Regions from separate parts of the Homo sapiens genome. Here regions 2, 3, 4 and 5 are each linked to region 1. Evidence: chromatin contacts called from ENCODE Hi-C or POLR2A ChIA-PET data. All regions are on one chromosome and are shown on one strand. The core of a region is the stretch at or near the end of the contact, and the rest is flanking DNA. Distances in the headings are between cores, read along the strand shown. Region 1 overlaps CLEC16A (C-type lectin domain containing 16A). Region 2 holds the start of RSL1D1 (ribosomal L1 domain containing 1). Region 3 holds the start of TXNDC11 (thioredoxin domain containing 11). Region 4 holds the start of SNN (stannin). Region 5 has its middle 27 kb from the start of LITAF.

Evidence for each region. Hi-C counts contacts between places; a loop is a spot of excess contacts on that map. ChIA-PET counts read pairs that join two places held with the same protein, here RNA polymerase II (POLR2A). Pooled maps may share reads with other maps.
Region 2: a pooled map shows a loop between it and region 1 (5-fold over the local background). The contact joins the promoter of RSL1D1 here to the enhancer-like site in region 1. A Hi-C loop is called at or near these places in 9 of 50 pooled maps.
Region 3: a map of cardiac septum shows a loop between it and region 1 (3-fold over the local background). The contact joins the promoter of TXNDC11 here to the enhancer-like site in region 1. A Hi-C loop is called at or near these places in 1 of 168 maps with a recorded cell type or tissue (cardiac septum), 1 of 37 single-sample maps with no recorded cell type and 9 of 50 pooled maps. POLR2A ChIA-PET finds 5 or more read pairs at or near these places in 3 of 52 experiments (GM12878, activated CD4-positive, alpha-beta memory T cell and activated naive CD4-positive, alpha-beta T cell).
Region 4: a loop to region 1 is called in a map of sigmoid colon, with 4 times the contacts of the local background. The contact joins the promoter of SNN here to the enhancer-like site in region 1. A Hi-C loop is called at or near these places in 1 of 168 maps with a recorded cell type or tissue (sigmoid colon), 6 of 37 single-sample maps with no recorded cell type and 10 of 50 pooled maps. POLR2A ChIA-PET finds 5 or more read pairs at or near these places in 2 of 52 experiments (T-cell and activated T-cell).
Region 5: a loop to region 1 is called in a pooled map, with 2.8 times the contacts of the local background. The contact joins two enhancer-like sites. A Hi-C loop is called at or near these places in 4 of 37 single-sample maps with no recorded cell type and 3 of 50 pooled maps. POLR2A ChIA-PET finds 5 or more read pairs at or near these places in 2 of 52 experiments (GM12878 and activated CD4-positive, alpha-beta T cell).

What each region holds. Positions count from the first base shown.
Region 1 is chr16:10,962,698-10,965,980 of GRCh38, forward strand. All of the region lies in intron 3 of CLEC16A (C-type lectin domain containing 16A), which reads left to right. Among named protein-coding and RNA genes, the nearest start is that of CLEC16A, 20 kb to the left of the region's middle. RefSeq lists an enhancer at 2,820-2,899. Within about 2 kb of position 1,479, at least 8 of the 41 ENCODE cell types and tissues checked have a DNase peak (open chromatin) inside an H3K27ac peak, as active enhancers do; they include GM12878 and sigmoid colon, where a contact is called at or near this core.
Region 2 is chr16:11,849,822-11,853,104 of GRCh38, forward strand. RSL1D1 (ribosomal L1 domain containing 1) reads right to left here and starts at 1,721. Exons shown (of 9, transcript NM_015659.3): 1 at 1,587-1,721; 2 at 458-597. The coding sequence starts at 1,691. RefSeq lists enhancers at 883-2,082, 1,855-2,389, 2,390-2,923 and a silencer at 1,651-1,837.
Region 3 is chr16:11,741,120-11,744,402 of GRCh38, forward strand. It overlaps TXNDC11 (thioredoxin domain containing 11), which reads right to left and starts at 1,738. Exons shown (of 12, transcript NM_015914.7): 1 at 1,358-1,738. The coding sequence starts at 1,611. It overlaps TXNDC11-AS1 (TXNDC11 antisense RNA 1), which reads left to right and starts at 1,895. Exons shown (of 1, transcript NR_186412.1): 1 at 1,895-3,283. RefSeq lists silencers at 1,186-1,855, 1,718-2,240.
Region 4 is chr16:11,666,803-11,670,085 of GRCh38, forward strand. It overlaps SNN (stannin), which reads left to right and starts at 1,653. Exons shown (of 2, transcript NM_003498.6): 1 at 1,653-1,738. RefSeq lists a silencer at 1,326-1,745 and an enhancer at 2,853-2,952.
Region 5 is chr16:11,612,486-11,615,303 of GRCh38, forward strand. It overlaps a transcript of LITAF not described here. Among named protein-coding and RNA genes, the nearest start is that of LITAF, 27 kb to the left of the region's middle. RefSeq lists enhancers at 1,291-1,340, 1,308-1,602, 1,501-1,710, 1,846-2,453, 2,454-2,818 and a silencer at 2,525-2,698. Within about 2 kb of position 1,251, at least 21 of the 41 ENCODE cell types and tissues checked have a DNase peak (open chromatin) inside an H3K27ac peak, as active enhancers do.

The sequences.
Region 1 (3,283 bases), core at 229-2,728:
AACAAAATACCATAGACTGAGTGGGTTAAACAATAGAGATTTGTTTTCTCACTGTTCTGGAGCATTGAAGTCCAAGATTGGCCAGGCATGGTATCTCATCCCTGTAACCCCAGCACTTAGGAGGCCAAGGTGGGCAGATCACTTGAGCTCAGGAGTTTGAGAACAGCCTGGACAACAAGGTGAAACCCCGTCTCTACAAAAAACCACAAAAATTAGCTGGGTGTGGTGGTGTGCACATGTAGTCCCAGCTACTCAGGAGGCTGAGGCAGGAAGATTGTTTGTCAAGGAAGTCGAGGTTGCAGTGAGCCGTGATTGTGCCACTGCACTCCAGCCTGGGTGACAGAGCAAGACCTTGTCTCCAACAACAACAAAAAAAAAAGTTCAAGATCAAGTTGCCAGCAGGGTTGGTTTCTAGTGAGGGCTCTCTTCCTGGCTTGCAGACGGCCACCCTCTTGCTGTGCATGGCCTTTCATCTGTGTGTGAGTGGAGAGAAATTGAGAGAGTGCTAGCTGGTGTCTCTTCCTCCTTCTATGGGGACGCCAGTCCTATTGGATGAGAACCCCCACCCTTATGACCTCATTAACCTTAATTACCTCGCCAAAGGCCCTGTCTTCAAATACAGCCACAATGGGGGTTAGAGCTTCAATGTAGGAACCTGAGGGAGACATAGTTCAGTCCCTAAGCCTGTGTTTGTTTCTGTGTGGTGGGTACTATCAGAGGGTTCCCCTCTGCTGATGATGCTGGGGGTGTTTGCAGTTCTTCTTTATGACTTGCTATTAAAGAGTTGGGGTCGCTGAATCATCAGCCAATGGAATAAGCACTGGAAGAAGTAAGACAAGGAAGATCTCTGCCAGAGGGCAGGCAAGGGTGTGTGCATTGGTACCAACCCTCCTGCTTCAGTCCCTCCACCCAGCTAGTGAGTGTGTGACTCCGAACTTCTTACCTGCCCTCACTAAGCCTCAGTTTCGTCATCCGTAATAACCACCCCTGAGAGGCAGGTGCCATCAGTGCTTTCATTTTAACACCCAGGCGCCAGCTCTAGCAAAGCCAGAATAGAGAAGGGGTTTCATCCCAGGCGATTAGCTCAGTGGTCTTCAGTGAGGGGACATTTGGCATCATCTAAAAACATTCTTGGGGGTGCTGCTGACATCTAGTGGGTAGAGGGTAGGGGTGCTGCTAAGGACAGGCCCCCCACAACAGGGAATTACCCAGCCCAAATTGTCCCCAGTGCCGAGGCTGAGAAACCCTGGTTTGGTTCCTAATCCTCCACGCTAGACTGCTAGCTTTGTTATTCCAAGGTGACTTCACCAAGCCCGGGCCCTGCCCGCCAGAAGTGGGGGACAAGTGGCCAAATGTCTATATCAGAGGCAGGCTCTAAGTCCCCAGGACAGGTCTGAAAAAAGTCTGCAGTGGGCAGAAAGAGGTAGAGATGGTGGCATTCCTCTGGCCAAGAGGGAGAGGTGAAAGGGCTGCTGAGTGATGGCTCTCGCAGCCGCCGCTAGGTGGTGCTGCTGCCTCAGAGACGCCTTATGCTTCCCGGTGACCGCAAGTTGACAAATGTGGGCCGACTCCTGTCTCCCTAAATGGTTTCCCTTGTTACCAGCGCCTGTTTCACTGGATGTGAAATGACTGCGGTTTCTAAAAGCTCTGAGGGGAAGATCCAGCTCAGTGGCACAGGCCCTTGACTCAGACTGAACCAGGTCCCAGGCCCAGTTCTGCCCCACACTGGCTCCCTGCACGTGCCTGGACAGTGAAGGCTCCGAGCTGCTGTTTGTGCATCTGTCAAGAGGAGAGCACAGTGGCTGCAGCATAGAGTGGCTGGGCGTGAGCGTGAGAGCAGGTGTTCAGAGCGAGGCACAGGGTCTGGCAGATAGGACATGGCCATGGTGTCGGTTTTATCCTTTAAGGCAACATCACCCTCAGTGTCCCTGCCCTGGGAAGCCTCTCAAAGTCCAGCTAGGCACGGGGTGACTGGATTGAGATGGGGGTGGGGCGATCAAAACTTACGGCTTTTAGAGTGTTTCTCTGAATTATGTGGCTTTTAAAAATTGTATATATTTAATGTGTACAACTTGATTTAATATATACATATACACAAAAAAATGTGTACATTGTGAAATAATCACGGCAATCAAGTGAATTAACATATCCATCACCTCACTTTTGTGCGTGTGTGTGGGTGGGGGTTGTGTGTGCACCTTGGGTGATGAAAATATGCAGTAGATCTGTTAGCAGATTTCAAGTCTGTAACACAGTAGGATGACCTGTAGTCACTGTGCTGTACATGAGAGCTCCGGAACTTACTCATCGTGCGTCGTACCCTTTGATCAGCGTCTCCCCATTTCCCTCCTCCCCAGTCCCTGGTAACCACCCTTTGACTCTCTGCTTCTATGAATTTGACTGTCTTAGATTCTCCCTGTAATTGAGATCATGCAGTATGCGTGGCTTTTCTTGTCCTGGCACCGAAAAGGGTGCCCTGCTGTGGGAAACCCAGGCAGATGCCCCTGGCTTTATAGCCCCTTCACCACAGTGCTTTTATAAGCCCTGCAAAAAGGGTAGAAATCATTGCACGTTTACAGAACTTGGATTTGTAAGGGGTGAGGAGGATAGAAGACCTTTGCTTTTATTTTTGTTTTCTAATCACAGAAGAAAAAATGTCCTCATTGTTAAATAACGAAAAGCCAAATGTTAGAAAAATGTAAAGTCAAGTTTCTGCAGAATTCAACCCTAACGATCCATTGTGCACCAGCCATTCTGCTGTTTGCTTTTCTTTTTCCCACCTTCCCAGTGTATCCTAGATCTCATTGTCCCGTTCTGTAACCCTGCCTGGTTTGGTTTAGGAGTGGCAGCTTGTTGTGCTATAATCTATTTAACCTGACCACGGGCATTTAGGTGGTTTCCAGCTTTTCACTATTACAAGCTACCATTTCACAAATGCACCTGTTGCCTGTTGGGGTTAGTGACCTAAGTGACAGAGTCCCGAGAGACTGAGATTACGTACAGGCTCCCGGGTTTATTAGAAAAGGATACCACAGAAAGTCAGCCACACAGTGAGGGGGTAGTAGAAAAATCCCAGCCTGATAATAGAGGCACCTCCAACTGTCCTATGGTGGCCCCCCACCACCCACAGAGTCATCTCTTGGAGGCCCTGGAAAAGTCCCTGCTGGGGAGTGGAGGGAGCCTGTCGCTGTTCCAGCTCCAGGGTACAGCTGAGAGACTCACAGTTGCACATCTGAAGCTCCCAGTATGGTGTCTGTGCTGCTGGTGGTCTGGAAGCCACTAG
Region 2 (3,283 bases), core at 471-2,970, 890 kb after region 1:
ATCTGAATTTCTACGGTTCTTTTATTTTTTATTATTTTTTATTTTTTTGAGACAGAGTCTTGCTCTGTCGCCTAGGCTGGAGTGCAATGGAGACATCTCCGCTCACTGCCACTCTCCTGCCTCAGCCTCCCGAGTAGCTGAGATTACAGGCACCCGCCATCATGCCTGGCTAATTTTTGTATTTTTGGAGAGACAGGGTTTTACCATGTTGGCCAGGCTGGTTTTGAACTCCCGACCTCAGGTGATCCGTCCACCTCGGCCTCCCAAAGTGCTGGGATTACAGGTGTGAGCCACCACATCAAGCCTCTATGGTTCTTTTGGACATAGTTGTTTTACTTCACGTCAGATTTTTATTATAAGTTTGCAAAGTTTCCATTAGTAACCATGATGCAATTGTTCGAGTTACAAAGAATAAACACACAGATAAAAACAGCAAAGGTAGAAAATCACAACTTACAATCTGACCCTCAGTTCTTTACTTGGAATTTTCCATAATACCACCATTAAAAATAAACTTTCATTCTCATTCAAAAGCAACCCATAATTGTTTTTCCTGGACTTGCAATGCGTCAAGAGAGCGTCCACTGCCTTTCTAACCTGCAAAGTGGAAATTAGACAAATAAGTGAAATGTTTTCACAATAACTTACACAAATAAATGAAATGTTCTCAATCTAATTTAGCATTTGCCCCCTCCCACACCTTCTATTTTTTCCCTTCCAACTTCTATTTCAAGGGGTAACCTCCATAACCGTATCTATTAGGATCCTGCAGTTTATATTCACAGAAATCTAAGAATCCATCAAACATGCCTAAGTACCCACTTCCAGTACTGTGTGCAGAAGGGCACCTCTTCTACTTAAAGAGATTGGGCTAGAGGGAAACGTGCCCCTCCTGCCCTCAATGATGAAAGCAGTAATCCCAGGAAAAACGCAAAGCAAAATGCATTTAGCATTTACTGAGAACTCCTGGCAATTCTCCTGCCTCAGCTTCCCGAGTAGCTGAGATTACAGGCGCCCGCCACCACGCCCACCTAATTTTTGTATTTTTAGTAGAGACGGGGTTTCACCATGTTGGCCAGGCTGGTATCGAACTCCTGACCTCAGGTGATCCACCCGCCTCGGCCTCCAAAAGTGCTGGGATTACAGGCGTGAGCCACCGCGCCCGGCCTACTGAGCACCTTCTTACCATGTACCAGGCCAAAGCGCTTTACACTCATTACCTCTCCCGATCCTGGATAACGGGGAGCCGAAGGGCCCACTTTAAATAACGGGTAACAGACCTGCAAAACTAAGCGATTCGGTCAAGCGCTAATGATAGGGAAGCTAAGCCAGGTCGCCAGGTCTATCTCATCTAGCTCCACAGCACACTTGCAACCCAATTCACTAGCGCCAGGCCGCAGGACCAGGGAAAGCAGGCGCCCACCCACGTGTGTAAAGGGGAGAGACAGCTGAGGCACACGGCCCGCCAGCGACCGTCCCACAGCCCCGGGGAAGTCCGCCGAGCACGCACTCGGGTTCCGGCACCCTGCGCCTCACGAGGTAACCGCCACACTGCTTCCAAGCCACCCTCCCCAGGAACCACTCACCTGTTCTTTATCCAGCTGCTTCCGTGCTGTCGGGGCCGCTGGAGTCGAGGTGGAGGTTCCAGTAGCGGCTGCAGAAGACAGCGAGGCCGAGGCCGAATCCTCCATCTTGTTTCCACCTCGTGAAGAGGCGCGTGTGCAACCCCACTGCTGGCTTCTGGTGCGCACGCGCGAGCAAGCCCGGCCCCGGAAGCGAGGGGGCGGGAACCGAGCCTCTGTGCGTCATTTCCGGGAGAGCGTGGGGTTTCGCTCTCCGGGGCAGTGGCTGCTGTCAGAATCCCTTCTTTGAGGAGGCACCTGCTCTTCCGCTTTTCTCCAGCTTTCCATGAGCTGTGGGGAGTAGCTTGGGTGTCCTCTCACTCTTACTAGATAGAAATCAAGAAAGCGCCTTGAGGCGAGAGAAGAGTCCCGTCAGGAGGCCCAGTGGGGTCCTCCACACTCCACGGTCCCCGCCTCCGGGAAGGCCGCGCGTGGCATGGGCAGAGCGCGGAATCCTGGCTCCACTGCCCACCTGCCCGTTGACTTTAGGCGACGCCAACCCCAGGCTGGTGAGGAGTCCCTGAAATATAAGGCACGGGAGCCACCCGGAGCCACCCGACCTGCCACGTTAAGCAGCATGAGGGACCGAAAGATGAGTCTGGGCCAGTCTCTTAGGAGCTTCTGGTCTCGCAGAGAGGCGGGAGGTAAGATCCTGTACAAATAAGCGTGGCTGGTCGTGCGCGTGGCTGGCGTCTGGAATCCCAGCGCTCTGGGAGGCCGAGGCGGAGGGATTCCAGGAGTTGGAGACCAGTCCGTGCATATACGAGACTCCGTCTCTCCAAAAATTATAAACATTAGCCGGCGTGGTGGTGCGCGCCTGTAGTCCCGGCTACTTGGGAGGCGGAGGATGGAGGATCTTGAGGAATTCGAGGCTCGGTGAGTTCTGATCCGCGCCACTGCACTCCAGCGTAGGCAGTAGAGTGAGACCTTGTCGCTAAACAAACAGGTTAGGAGTGGAGGCTGGATAACTGACAAATGGAATACCTTAGAACAGGGGAGTCCAATCTTTTGGCTTCCGTGGGCCACACTGGAAGAAGAATTGCCTGGGCCCATATATAAAACTAATACTAATGATAGCCGACGAGCTTTAAAAAAAAAATCTAAAAAAAATCTCGTAATGCTTTAAGGAAGTTTACGAATTCGTGTTGGGCTGTATTCAAAGCCTGGCCTCCAGGGCCGCACGCGGCCCTTGGGTAGGACAGGTTTGCTTTGTAATGTCTTCCTCCCACTCCACCCGCCTCCCCAGAGGTACCCTTACCAGTGTCTCCTGGAACCTTCCAGAGATGTTCTAGGCATGTTTAGGAGATACTTCTCCTTTCTCTTGTTGGATGGGTTTAATTAATTTTTTTCCTTTTTTTTTTTTTTTTTTTTGTAATGGAGTCTCGCTCTGTCGCACAGGCTGGAGTGCAGTGGCACGATCTGGGCTCACTGTATCCTTCGCTTCCCGGGTTCAAGCAGTTCTCTGCCTCAGCCTCCCGAGTAACTAGGATTACAGGCACGCGCCACAACGCCCGGCTAATTTTTGTATTTTTAGTAAAGATGGGGTTTCACCATCCTGGCCAGGCTGGTCTTGAACTCCTGGACTTCATGATCCACCTGCCTCGGCCTCCCAAAGTGCTAGGATTATAGGCGTGAACCACCACGGCCAATTTTTTTTTAAA
Region 3 (3,283 bases), core at 488-2,987, 780 kb after region 1:
ACAGTACCTGGCCTATGGAAAATGCTCACTGAGAGTTATTATAATTTATCTTTCCACTAAAATCCCCGATCTTTTGACACCTCTTTGACAACTGGCCACATATCGTGCTAAATAAACTCAAAAATGTTCCGAGGTGAAATCACAGATATCATAGTAGCAATACAGATCTTATAAACTGGAATCCCAAAAGACCCACTGTGGATTTGGGAGACCAGAAGTACACCTGAAATATACAGCAAATTTTGTATGTGTGTACATTCCTGAAAAGACACACATGAACTTTCATGTTCCTACCCCCTACACCCCAGCCTACTGTCAGGCCTTTTTATCAATTCCAGGGAAACACCAAGCTTGCCCAGCCTCAGAAACTCTGCATTTGCTGTTCGCTCTACCGTGGACACGCTCCCCCGGGATCTTCCCAGCGCTGGTCCCTTCTCCTTTTTGTATAAGCTTCAAATGTCACTTCCTTAGGAAGTCTTTCCCCACCGCCATCGTTTCTATGCCCTGCATAGCACTGAAGCTTTAAAAAATTATATTTACTTGTTCACTGTCCCATCCACTCAAGGGAGCAAAAAGTTCACCCGGACGAGCGTCCGGCACATAGTAGGTGCAGATAAATAATCGTTAGATCAGGCCGGGTGCGGGGCTCTCGCCTGTAATCCCAGCACTTTGGGAGGCCGAGACGGGTGGATCACGTGAGGTCAGGAGTTCGAGACCAGCCTGGCCAACGTGGTGAAACTCTGTCTCTACTAAAAATACAAAAATTAGCCAGGCGTGGTGGCGCGCGCCTGTAATCCGAGCTACTCAGGAGCTGAGGCAGAAGAACCCCTTGAACCCGGGAGGCGGAGGTTTCAGTGAGCCGAGATCGCGCCACTGCACTCCTGCCTGGGACACAATGCGTGACTCCGTCTCAAAATAAAAATAATCGTTAGATCAATGAGTGCGGGAATTCTAAAAGGGGTCTGGAACTCTCGCAAGGTTGTGGATCACTACACCTGAAGCTTAAGGGGAATGAAATCGGTGAGAAATGAGGGTCCTACAGCCCGGGCCGAAGTGACAGGTCCACCCCTAGTGACTCCAACAGGTGAGGAGCACCCCCGACCCGCCTCCCTCGGCACTAAAGCGGGACGATAGGGCGCAGGGCTCCACCCGGAAGCCTCGCCATAATGTCCGCGGGCGGGCCGGGGCGAGGAGAAGGTGGGAAGCCGTGGCCGCAGGTTCCGGGAGGGGTCAGCCGTCCTGGGCAAGGTCAGGCCCGACTTCCCCGGCTGAGGCCGCTGCGACCCGGCCCTGCAGGCTCCAGGCGGCAGAGCAAGGGGAGCGCCCTAGCGGGGCCCCAGGGTCCGGGCCGCCTCACCTGCAGGTGAACTTGAGGGCGAGGAGCAGCGCGCAGCCGAGCGCCACGGCCCCGCAGAGCAGCTCCGGCCGCTGGCGCGCCATGAGGAAGGCGCCACGCAGCCCGCGACGGAGCCGGCCCGCCGAGGACGCTGTGGCCAGGGTCGGGCTCGAGCTGAGGCAGTCTGAGCCCGCGGGGCCGCCGCCGCCCCCTCCCTCGTCCTCGGCGTCCTCGCTGCTGCTGCTGCCGCCGCCGCGGCCTCCGCATTCCGACATTACATGCTCCCAGTCGCCGGCTTTATACCGCCGCCGCCGCCTCGGGCCCGAAGGCCCGGCCCGGCCCGTTGCTCCCCAATCCCGCAGCTCGCCGCACCCGCTAACCCGGACGCTCCACGTCAGCCGCGCCGCCGCCGCGGGGTCCGCCCCACCTCACACCCCAGAGCACGCAGCTCCGCCCACCGCTCACGGAGTCCGGGCGGGCACCGACACCGCCCAAATCCCCGCCCCCAACGGGCCACGCCCTGCACCCTACGTAAATGCACGGAAGCCTTCCCCGCCCGCAGCCCAGTCTTGGCCCCACCGGTCACGACCCCGCTCACGGAGTCTGCGCAGGCGCCGTCGCGGGGCGTGGAGAAGCTGCTCCCTTGGGATAAGGCCCGCGGGGAATACTTGGAACCTTGACACCGCTGTAGTCTGCTCTCGCCGCGCTGGGTTTTAGGAGCCGTAACGACAATAATCGTGTCCACCATTCTCACTACAGGCCCCGAAGCACGTAGGTGCCGTTTTTTATCCCAACTTAACTGAAGAAAAAAAAAACACGGCCGGGCGCGGTGGCTCAAGCCTGTAATCCCAGCACGTTGGGAGGCCAAGGCGGGCAGATTACATGAGACCAGGCGTTCAAGACCAGCCTGGCCAACATGGTGAAACCTCGTCTCTACTAAAAATACAAATATATTAGCCGGGCGTGGTGGCGGGCGCCTGTAATCCTAGCTGCTTGGGAGGCTGAGGCAGAGAATTGCTTGAACCCTGGAGGCGGAGGTTGCAGTGAGTGGAGATGGCGCCACTGCACTCCCGTCTGGGGGAGAGAGAGAGAGAGACTCTTGTCTCAAAAAAAAAAAAAGGACTTGTCCTCCAATGTCAATAACAACAAACTAGACAAATAAAACTTCGAGGGCATTAAGGCAATATGGTGTTATGCCACAAACAGAAGGCACAGCTAACGGCCAGTAGCTGAGACGCCACCTCTGCCACAGGTCAGCTATGTGACCCACGTGCAAATCTCATCACTTCCTGTCTGGTTCTGCTTCTGTGGATGTAGAATGGGGCAATCAATGGCTGTCTTGCTCAATTGGCCAGACATTTAATGTGTCAACCACCCAGGCCCAACATGTTGTGAGTTCATGTACACCGACCATTTTGCTATTTCTTTTCTATATGTCACTTTTTTTTTTTTTTTGGTTGTTTTTTGATACAGGGTCTTGTGTCACCCAGGCTGGAGTGCAATGGCGCAATCATAGCACACTGAAGCCTTGACAACCCCAGCTCAAGCGATCCACCCCCGTCAGCCTCCCAAGTAGTAGGCAACACAGATGTGTGCGACTACGCCCAGCTAATTTTTTTTTTTTGTGGAGACAAGGTCTCTCCATGTTGCCTAGGCTGGTCTTGAACTCCTGGGCTCAAGCGATCTTCCCCCTTCGACCTCCCAAAGCGTTAGGATTATGTAAAAGCATGAGTCACTGCGCCCACCTGTCACATCTTTTTGTTTCTTCTATACTGCCTTATTTTGTAGAAAGTAGCTATTTTCTCGTATAACATTAATTCCTTTATTTTTAACTTGTCCCTCATCTCTGTTTTGTGTTATTATTACCCTTATTATCTATGTTACAAACCCAACCATACAGTGTTAATCTTGTTTTAAAAAGCTGAGAAAAAATATATAGTTACAGAG
Region 4 (3,283 bases), core at 403-2,902, 700 kb after region 1:
AAAAAATTAAAAAATTAGCCGGGCATGGTGGCATGCACCTGTAGTCTCAGCTACCTGGGAGGCTGAGGTAGGAGGATCGCTTGAGCCCAGGTTACAGTGACCTATGATTGCACCACTGTACTCCAGCCTGGGCGACAGAGCAAGACCTTCTCTCTAAAAAAAAGAAAAAAAATTGCTTCGTCAAATCTGCCCACATTCATAGATATAGGCTGAGTGGGACGATGGCTTGAGCCCAGGAAGGAGTTGGATGGAGGCTGTAGTGAGCTGTGATTGCACCACTGTACTCCAGCCTGAGTGACAGACCAAGACCCCGTCTCAAAAACAAAACAAAAAACCCCAAGGGAGCTACTCTTGGCTGGGCGATCAGGGAGGGCCCTCCTGAGGAAGGGGCACTTAAGCTGAGATCGGGAAGATGAAGTAGAAGAGTTCCAGCTGCAGGGAGCCACATAGGCAAAGGCCTGGCGGTGGGAAAGGCTTGGTGCACTGGGCGCAGGGAAGAAAGCCCAGCGAGGCTGAGTGGAGGGAGTGAGGGCCTGGCCACCTCAGCCTCGTGAGCCCAACCCGCCATGCTCTTCCAGAGGCTTCTGCTTGAGAATGGGAAAGAAGTTTCCAGCAAATAAGGCCCCCGTTCCCAGGAGGAGGTCCCAGCTCGCCCTGCCCCCTCCTGTCTTCTCAAGTCCCCTGGGCCACAGAAGCCTTGAGGGACCCACCCTCACCCCTTCTGTGGGCCCCAGGGCTGGGGTGTCCTCTCGCCGATGGCCTTCTTGGGGTGGATGAGTGGAGATTACTCCAATAACTGGAGCCTCTGTCTTCCCAGGTAGACAGGCCTGGCCTCAAAACCCTCTCTCCATCAGGAGCAGGCTGTGGGACTTCAGCTCTTTGGAGCCTCAGGTTCCTCATCTGTAAAATGGGAAGATTCTTTCTTCCGGAGTCATCTTAATAAAATGTGTTGGGCTGTTTATACAGGGCAGGCATTTGGTGGGGGCCAAACCACCGGGTAATTATGCTAAAAATAACTATGATTATAGGTGGCAGAGGGGTGCAAATGCCTCACAGCCTCATCCCGCAGAGGAATGAGAGCTTCGTCAGGGCCGGGACCTTGTCTGGCTCGTGGCTGCTCCCACGACGACTGGCGTGGCAGGCACGTGGTCAGTGTTCCGCCATCGACTGACTGGGCGGATGAATGATACATAAATGAATTCGCGAACGACTGATGCCCAGCTTCCTCCCGAAGCAAGGTCATTCACCTCAGCGGTCGCGCCTCTCCCCTGCCCCTGCCCCGGATTCCCCGCCGCTCTCAGCTCTCGAGGAGTATGCAGCACTCTTCCGTGCAGCGTGCCTCAGTTTCCTCCGCTGTAAGCAGGCGGGACCAAGGCAGCCTGCCGGGGTCAGGATGAGGCTGGCAGAGGAAGGGCGCCTGTAGTGGGGCCCCGTACCCACGGGCGCCCAATCCGCGCTCGCCAGGGCCGAGCCCGCCCGCCGCGCGCAGCCCCCGCCCCACCGCCTGCCGGCCCCGAGCACACGTGACTCCGCCCCGGCCCGCCCCGCCCCGCCGTCCCAGCGCGGGCTCCCATTGGCCTTTCTGGGAGGCCCCGTCCCCAGCCGGGGAGGAGCCGGGCCCCGCCCGCCGCAGCGCGGGGCTCCTGCGTCCCGAGTGCGCGGCGGCCGGACCGGGCGGGCGGAGCCGGGCCCGCGGGGCTGCTGCGGGGCGATCGGGCCGGGCCGCTGCCGCGCCATGGTGAGCCGGGCGGGGCAGGCCGCGCGCTCGGGCCGGGCGGGGGCGCCGGGGCCCGGGGGCGGGAAGGGGGAGGCCAGGACGAGGAGGGGCGCGCGCGGCGGCGGGGCCGGGCCGGGGTCTGCGGGCGGGGGAGGGGCGGCCCGGCGGGCGCGGCTCGGGGGAGGGTCCGTTCCAGGGGCCGCGCCCGCGGGCTGGGGTTCTTTGTCAGCGGCGCTGCGGCGAGATCCGGACAAAGGAGGCGGCGGGGGGCGGAGGCCGCTTTGTGGGGATCGCGGGGCGCTCGCCCCCGCCCGTGCAGCCCCCGCCCGTCCTCAGCTACGCTCCCGCCTTCCCCCGGCATTTCGGGGTTCTTCAAAATTCTGGGAGCTCCGGGGAGGGCTCCGGGGATAGGGGTCCAGGTGACGTCCGGCGCCCGTCTCGCGGGTAGGGAAACTGAGGCCGGGCCGCAGCGTTCGGCGCCCGGTTCCGTGGGCAGCGGCTGCGCGGCGTGGGCATGCCTAGCTCCCCTGGTCCCCGTCCCACACCCCGCCTCCGTCGGGCCGATTCGAGCTACCTCCCCAGCTGCCGTCCCCTCTCCAGCTGTCGCCCCCTGGGCCGAGCCCCCTCCTCCCTGGAGCCTCGCTTTGCTCCTCCGTGGAGTGGGGGAGACGCCGGCGCCGCCGGGCAGGGTGGAACGGGAGGGTGCGCGGAGCGCGCCTGGCACCGCGCCTGCCACGCCGCCCGCGCTCAGCACTCGGGAGCCGCCGGGGCGCTGTCACCCCTAAGTCCCCAGCACCCAGCCCAGGTCGCCCAGCCCGCCCCAGCGAGGGCCACACTGGGGTTCACCTGTCCGCGGCCCCTCAGGCACGCGGGAGAGGAGGTAGGGAGAATGTGGCATTTTAGAGTCAGGGTCGAAATGCGGGATTTTGGATGCAGGTTGCCTGGGTTTGAATCCCTGCGCGTCTACTTTTGAGCTGTGTGACCTTGGGCAATGGACTTAACTTCTCTGAGCCACCAATTTCTGTATCTGCCAAGAGGGAACAGTAATAGCTCAACTGCCCTGTTGTCTTGAGGCAGAAAGGAGACATCTGCGTGAGCTGTTTATCTCAGTGTCTGGCACATATAATTGCCACCAACTTTCTCCGGCATCTACAAGCAAAGTTGTTTGGCCAAACAGGCCAACCCTGGGGCAGCCTGTGAAAATGACCAGCGGGTGATTCACAGGGTGGGGGCATGAGCCTCTGGCCTGGCCCGAGGAAGACCCCGACTGACCTTGGGGCAGTCCCGGTTCAGAGCTCTGCGGGCTCCCGCTTCCTCTTTTGCCACTGGGGAACCTAGGGGATTCTGGAGCGAGTTTCCTCTTCTGAGGATGGGGGTGTCATGGGTGGGGGTGGAGGATGAGATAACACTGGCCAGAGAGCTGGGCACAGCCCCATCAGTGTCAGTCCCACTGGCATCCGGCCGTTCTTGGTCCTGGCTTCTGGAGGGCTGGGGCCTTGTGTGATGCGTCCTTGTGTCCCACTGGCTGCTGGAGGCCCAGGGCAGAACGGACGTCCCGCCTCGTCC
Region 5 (2,818 bases), core at 1-2,500, 650 kb after region 1:
GAACGGCTGTCTGACCTCGTGTGGGTCACCTGCGGTTAGAGCAAACTGCACTGCATGCGGCCAGCGGGCGGCCAGGGCCGGCCCAGCTCAGGACGCTCACGTGCACAGAGAACCTGGATGGAAAGTTAACAAGGCCCAGGCAGGAGCCCTCGCAGAGACAGCAGACCTTCCCACCCCACTCCCAGCCCAGAACTGGCCACCCACTTCCCCACCCCATTCTCCCCTGACATCTCTGTTTGTCCACGTCCTTGAGAAGGGCGGAGGGACGAGGACAGACTGAAAAGAGATGTTTGGAGGATGAGTCCGCCCTCTTGGGGAATGATTTCACTGTGGAACCAAGCTTGGTTACACCAGAAGCTCTTGGGCACCATCTCAGGGACTCCCATGGCTCCTGAAGACTTGTGGGAACCCTGTGTCCCCCTAGAATCTTGACCTCCCAACCCTGCAAAAGCTGTCATCTTGGGGCACAGCCGATGGCCTGGGTGCCTCTTGATGGGCAAGGCCAGCCATTCAGGTGCTTCACTCTAGGTTTTTCTTTGGATTTTTTTTTATTTGTTTTTTGGGGTTTGTTTTAGATGGAGTTTCGCTCTGTTGCCCAGGCTGGAGTGCAGTGGTACAATGTCGACTCACTGTAACCTCCATCTCCTGGGTTCAAGCGATTCTCCTGCCTCATCCTCCCGAGTAGCTGGGACTACAGGCACCTACCACCACGCCTGGCTAGTTTTTGTATTTTTAGTAGAGATGGGGTTTCACCATGTTGACCAGGCTGGTCTCGAACGCCTGACCTCAAGATCACTCTAGTTTTTGTTTCCACTTCTGGATCCCCATGGGATGGAGAGAGACGGGACACTCGCATTGACAGAGAGACCAGACCTCCTGGGTCACCTGGGGGAATAAGCAATGCAGCCAGCTGCCAGGTCCCAGGGCTGCCTTCTCCTGACCATCTGGGCAATTCAGACACAGCTGGGTCTGAGGTGCCAGAGTGTGTTGTTCCGCCTGTTTAGACCTGCCCCACCTCGAAGACATCGGTGATTCACAATCTTCCCTAGAACGGACAACTCCTGGAGGGTGGGGCCCCTGCTGATTCAAACTGGGCTCCTATGAAAGCTCCCAGAGGGTGAGGGCAGTCAGGGAAGGCTTCCAGGAGGAAGTGGCTCTTGTTGAAGGCTAAGCCAGAGTTAGGTGGGAGAGGAGCAGGAAAGGTGTCCTTACAGGGAGCACAGCCGGACGGAGGGTGTGGCGTGTGCCGGCTAGGCAGTTCACACTGGTGGAACCGAGGGCACAGAGGTGGCTGGGGCAAAGCCCAGACAGAAAGGACATCTCAGAAATGAGGATCTGTACTCCGAGAGCCGGCCTCACCCTGCCACATGTTGTCAGATGACCGGGCGGGCCACTTCTCTCGCTGAATGTTTATTTCCTTATCTCTAAAACGGAACTGACAGTTGAGATCAACGCCTGTGTTCTGTGGGGTCCCTCTGCTTCCTGGCAGGTCCTGAGATTTGGACACTTGCACATGACTCATTCATTCCCAGCAACACCAGTCAACAGTGGAGCCGTTGTGCCCATTGTACAGACGGGGCAGCTGAGGCTTGTGCAGGCTCAGAAGGATGTCCTAGTCTCTCTCACTCTCCTTTCTCCCTCCTACGGATGCTGTGACAAATGACCACAAACTAGGTGGCTTAAAACAACAGAAACTGATTGTCACAGTTCTGGAGGCTAGAAGTCTGAAATCAAGATGTCAGCGGGCTGGTCCTTCTGGAGGCCTTCTCCTTCTCCTTCTCCTTCTTCTTTCCTCTTCTTTCTTTTTCTTTTCTTTTTTTTTTTTTTTTCTTGAGACAGAGTCTCACTCTGTCACCCAGGCTGGAGTGCAGTGGCACAATCTTGGCTCACTGCAACCTCCACCTCCCAGGTTCAAGCAATTTTCCTGCCTCAGCCTCCCAAGTAGCTGGGATTATAGGCACACACCACCAGGCCCGGCTAATTTTTGTATTTTTAGTAGAGATGGGGTTTCACCATGTTGGCCAGGCTGGTCTCGAACTCCTGACCTCAAGTGACCTGCCTGCCTTGGCCTCCCAAAGTGCTGGGATTACAGGCATGAGCCACTGTGCCCAGGCTTTTTCTGGTTTTTTTTTAAGATGGGGTCTTACTCTGTCACCCAGACTGGAATGCAATGGCACAACTTCAGCTCACTGCAACCTCCACCTCCAGGGCTCGAGATCCTCCCATCTTGGCCTTCCAGAGTGCTGGAATCACAAGTATGAATCAGTGTGCCCGGACTGTTTTCACCTTTCAGCTGTTACAAATATCTTCTTACTTCCTCTGATATGCCTACTAGAAAATTTAAACTTGCCCAGTGGCATGCATTACCCTGCAGCTGGACCAGCTCTGTTCTAGACGGCAGGCAGTTCTAACGGCAGGGAGTCAGTTCAGTGATTGTCATGACAGCGAATGCATGGCTTCCAGGACCCTGTGGCCCGCTGTCAGATGGGGCCGGGTCTGAGTGCCTCACTCACAGCTGCTTCTCCAGCACCCAGCCCAGCAGCTGGCACGGGGTGGATGACCAGTCGGTACACACTGGGAGAATGAATGAATGAACAAAGGAAGGAAGGAGAGACCAAGCTGGGGCTCTAGGAGAAAACGAGGCAGGAAAGTCCCAGGGGACAGTGGCTGAGGAAAGAACAGAGATCCCAGGAAGAAAAGCGACACCCAGAGCCCCATCTACCCTGGGGTGTAAATGGCATGGGCAACAACTCAGAGGAAAAGTAAAGACCTTGGGTGCGGTGGCTCACGCCTGTAATCCCAGCACCTTGGGAGGCTG